Linked DNA regions of Homo sapiens: region 1 is linked to region 2. The links are chromatin loops, found by intact Hi-C in ENCODE. Cell type or tissue: heart left ventricle. All regions are shown on one strand.

Region 1 (2,500 bases), 420 kb after region 2:
GTTCTCTAATTTAATCCTCACAGTCTTCTAAAGGTATAAAAAATGGTCTGAAAGTATAAATGTGTAAACGGAGGTTTAAAGATACTTGATCTCTTAATGAGTAAATGGAAGTTCAGACATATTAACCAATTTGCCACAAATTACAAAATTAGTAAATGACGGAGTGCAGGTTCCAGCCCATATCCCTATCAAAGCCTATATACACCTCAACCACTGTGTGATTCATCCTGGTTTCACTCTACATACTAGCTTAGAAAAAAATAATCAATAATTTTTCCAGGAAGAGACAATGGAGAAAAGAATAATCCCTAGTAAAGGAAGTTATTATCATGAACTACAAGATCAGACAAACGCAGACCCACCAGGCAGAGGCCGGGAGAGATGCCTCAGCGGACCCAAACTCATGGGTACGGGGCTACGGGTCACCCGCCCATCTATCCTGTTTCCAGTGTCGTCCACGCGGGAGGCTGCCCCTCTCTGCACAGGCGCCACGAACCGCGGCCCGGCCTCTGTCCAGCCCAGACAGGGTCAGGGCGAAACCTGGGAGGCCACGAAGCCGGCTCTCCGCACCACGGCTTCCACCGGATTCGCGGGCGTGGAGTGAATCCGAAAAGAACTGAGGAGGCTCCCGCTGGAGCTGCAGGACCCAGCTCTTCGCCTTGGTTCCCTTGAGCACAAGCTTGGTAGACTTCACAAAAGAGTACTCGGCCATGGCTCCGGGAGACTTCTACGTGGAGAGGCTGAAGCCAGCTCAGGACGAGTATGTGACCTGGAGCGGCACCAGGGCGGGGAGGAAAAGAAGTGGAGGCGAAGTAAACACTCCCTGACAGCGTCCGTCTATCCAAAACCCGCCTTCGTCTTCACCCAAACGCTGAGTGGCTGAGATTTCCACTTCCGGGTTTCTGCCAAGGAGCTACAGCGGCCGCAGAGGGCCGAAAGGTGTCCGCACGCATCTGCTCCCTGGCTCCCTCTCAAGGAGCCCCTGAGGATTTGTGCATCCCAGAGGTGGGGAAAGCCCGCCTGAGGCACTGGTGCTGACGGTGGCGGGACTGCTGGGCTCGCTGTGGAACCGCCTCCCGCTAGAGCTGCGGGCTGGCGACGGTCCCCGCGGAGGCGGGAAGCGGCTCAGGTTGCCCTCGCCGGCCTGTGGCGGCGAGTCTGGAAGCGCGGGTCACTCGGGGCTGTGCCTCACGCGACTGTGTGTGCAGGAAACAAGCAGGAAATACCCTAAAATAGAATGAAGCTCCATGTTTAGGGCCGCGGATGTCGCGAGTGCTGTGGGAATGTGGGCTAAGGTGGAGAGTTATGGTGGCGCGTGTTACAGGCTCAGGGGTCAGGAAGAAGCCTAATCGTGGAGGCGGCATCTGAGGAGGGTCTTGAACGCTGGGCAGGCTTTTGCCCCATAGAGATGGAGGAAGCTAGTCCTGTCTGCTGGAGGAAACAGGGCAGAGGCAAGAAGGGAGACGTGCAGCGCTGGTGTGAGGAGCCACGAGCAGGCCAGGCCTGTAAAGCAGAGTGATGGGAACCAAGATAGAGAAGGCAAATCGGGGTCCTGTGGTCGCTGAATAATTTGAATGAAATCAGTAAACAGGTGACAGGGATCCATCGCAAGAGCATGGGATGAAACGAGGAGTAGTCCACGGTGATTCCTCCGCAGCGGTGGGTATTAATAATCGCGTATGTGACACCAAAACGGTGGGTATTATTGATAGCGTATGTGACACCAAAACCACCCCACTCAAGTTGTGGCTCTTTCCCTAAAGTAGAAAACAGAAACCAGTTGGGTTCCAAGCATCCATGAAGATCTTACTAAATTCCTGATCCCTGATGGCACCATGGAGTCAGGATTGACTCATCTCAAACCTGACTCAGAAACAAAACCATCTCAATGTGCAGAGATGAGCGTCCTTACCTGCTATCATATTTTCTGGTGTTTTCACAGTGCTGCGCTTCCTAATCCCCATTCCACCGCAATCCACATGCCATGATGCTCAGAGGCATTAACAAAGGAGACACACAGGGGCTCCTCACGTTGGCTTTCCATGGTTTTGATGAAAATCTCAGTTTCCTCATCTCATACAATGTGGTTAGTAATAGTATCATTTAGGGTTGAAGAATTAAATGGTACGAATTATATAGGGTGCTTATTATAACCTACATGGAAAATGCCTAGGATATGTTAGCTATGCTCATCACCAACATCGTTATATGGTGGTAATAATCAGATAGTTAGGAAGCGCGACGCGAAGAAAATGGATACATCCTGTTGGGAATGAACGTAGAGAGATCAGAAGGTCAAGAACAAAGCCATACAACATGTCTGCAGTAAAGGGATAGAGAAAAGAAAGGCTATAAAAGAAGGAATGAAACAAAGTTAGAGTAAAATTATAAAATCAAAGTTAAGGACAATTTCCAGAAAGGGTAATATCATTTAATATCATAGAAGTTTAGGAGCACAAGATGGAAAAATGGCCTGTGGGTAACCGACATTGAGGTAGTC
Region 2 (2,500 bases):
TTGGTTTCATTTTTATTTTTTGTAAGTTTTCGCCAAACTCTAGGCATATATAGAGGCTGGGCAAGAAAGAAAGAAACCCAGAAATATGGCATATGCGATCCCTTATTTATTTCCCCATGCGACCAGCCAACAGCTTCTTCACCTAGTCCCTGCTTCAAGCTGACTTTCTGTCTACTTCTCTATCGGAAATGGAGTTTCCCTAAAGACCGCCTCAATGTCAGTTACCCACAGGCCATTTTTCCATCTTGTGCTCCTAAACTTCTATGATATTAAATGATATTACCCTTTCTGGAAATTGTCCTTAGCTTTGATTTTATAATTTTACTCTAACTTTGTTTCATTCCTTCTTTTATAGCCTTTCTTTTCTCTATCCCTTTACTGCAGACATGTTGTACGGCTTTGTTCTTGACCTTCTGATCTCTCCACATTCATTCCCTCAGAGCATGTATCCATTTTCTTGGCGTCGCCCTTCCTAACTATCTGATTATTACCATCATATAACGATGTTGGTGATGAGCATAGCTAACATATCCTAGGCATTTTCCATGTAGGTTATAATAAGCACCCTATATAATTCGTACCATTTAATTCTTCAACTCTAAATGATACTATTACTAACCACATTGTATGAGATGAGGAAACAGATTTTCATCAAAACCATGGAAAGCCAACGTGAGGAGCCCCTGTGTGTCTCCTTTGTTAATGCCTCTGGGCATCATGGCATGTGGATTGTGGTGGAATGGGGATTAGGAAGCGCAGCACTGTGAAAACACCAGAAAATATGATAGCGGGTAAGGACGCTAATCTCTGCACATTGAGATGGTTTTGTTTCTGAGTCAGGTTTGAGATGAGCCAATCCTGACTCCATGGTGCCACTGGGGATCACAAATTTAGTAAGATCTTCGTGGATGCTTGGAACCCAACTGGTCTCTGTTTTCTACTTTAGGGAAAGAGCCACAACTTGAGTGGGGTGGTTTTGGTGTCACATACGTTATCAATAATACCCACCGTTTTGGTGTCACATAAGCGATTAATAATACCCATCGCTGCGGAGGAATCACCGTGGACTACTCCTCGTTTCATCCCATGCTCTTGCGATGGATCCCTGTCACCTGTTTACTGATTTCATTCAAATTCTTCAGCGACCACAGGACTCCGATTTGCCTTCTCTATCCTGGTTCCCATCACTCTGCTTTACAGGCCTGGCCTGCTCGCGGCTCCTCACACCAGCGCTGCACGGCTCCCTCCTCGCCTCTGCCCTGTTTCCTCCAGCAGACAGGACTAGCTTCCTCCATCTCTATCGGGCAAAAGCCTGCCCAGCGTTCAAGACCCTCCTCAGATGCCGCCTCCACGATTAGGCTTCTTCCTGACCCCTGAGCCTGTAACACGCGCCACCATAACTCTCCACCTTAGCCCACATTCCCACAGCACTCGCGACGTCCGCGGCCCTCAACATGGCACTTCATTCTATTTTAGGGTATTTCCTGCTTGTTTCCTGCACACACAGTCGCGCGAGGCACAGCCCCGAGTGACCCGCGCACGAGTGGACCGCGCTTCCAGACTCGCCGCCGCAGGCCGGCGAGGGCAGCCTAAGCCGCTTCCCGCCCCCGCGGGGACCGTCACCAGCCCGCAGCTCTAGCGGGAGGCGGTTCCACAGCGAGCCCGGCAGTCCCGCCACCGTCAGCACCGGCGCCTTGGGCGAGCTTTCCCCACTTCTGGGAGGCACAAATCCTCAGGGGCTCCTCGAGAGGAAACGAGGGAGCAGATGCGTGCGGACACCTTTCGGCCCTCTGCGGCCGCGGTAGCTCCCTGGCAGAAACCCGGAAGTGGAAATCTCAGCCATTCAGCGTTTGGGTAAAGACGAAGGCGGGTTCTGGACAGACTTACGCTGTCAGGGAGTGTTTACTTTGCCTCAACTTCTTTTCCTCCCCGCCCTGGTGCTGCTCCAGGTCACACACTCGTCCTGAGCCGGCTTCAGCCTCTCCGCACAGAAGTCTCCCGGAGCCATGGCCTAGTACTCTTATGTGAAGTCTACCAAGCTTGTGCTCAAGGGAACCAAGGCGAAGAGCTGGGTCCTGCAGCTCCAGCGGGAGCCTCCTCAGTTCTTTTCGGATGCACTCCACCCCCGCGAATCCGGTGGAAGCCGTGGTGCGGAGAGCAGGCTTCGTGGCCTCCCAGGTTTCGCGGCCTCCCAGGTTTCGCCCTGACCCTGTCTGGGCTGGACGGAGGCTGGACCGCGGTTCCTGGCGCCTGTGCAGAGAGGGGCAGCCTCCCGCGCGGACGACCCTGTTAACAGGATAGATGGGCGGGTGACCCGTGGCCCCGTACCCACGAGTTTGGGTCCGCTGAGGCATCTCTCCCGGCCTCTGCCTGGTGGGTCTGCGTTTGTCTGATCTTGTAGTTCATGATAATAACTTCCTTTACTAGGGATTATTCTTTTCTCCATTGTCTCTTCCTGGAAAAATTATTGATTATTTTTTTCTAAGCTAGTATGTAGAGT

The links. A loop is a pair of places that touch in the nucleus more often than their neighbours do. Peaks named below come from ENCODE experiments on the same cell type or tissue, not always from the same donor. Only the 100,000 strongest peaks of a DNase experiment are listed, where the experiment ranks them.
Region 1: a loop joins it to region 2, with 25 times the contacts of the local background. A loop is called at or near these places in 3 of 110 quality-filtered maps.

The regions. Positions count from the first base shown.
Region 1 is chr20:29,078,602-29,081,101 of GRCh38, reverse strand. It overlaps the pseudogene FRG1DP. Among named protein-coding and RNA genes, the nearest start is that of FAM242B, 470 kb to the left of the region's middle. In heart left ventricle, no CTCF peak of the experiment used is centred here; DNase peaks (open chromatin) are centred at 531 and 1,081; H3K4me3 peaks cover 1,067 bases.
Region 2 is chr20:29,496,686-29,499,185 of GRCh38, reverse strand. It overlaps the pseudogene FRG1EP. Among named protein-coding and RNA genes, the nearest start is that of FAM242B, 51 kb to the left of the region's middle. In heart left ventricle, no CTCF peak of the experiment used is centred here; DNase peaks (open chromatin) are centred at 1,265, 1,625 and 2,205; H3K4me3 peaks cover 841 bases; H3K27me3 peaks cover 410 bases.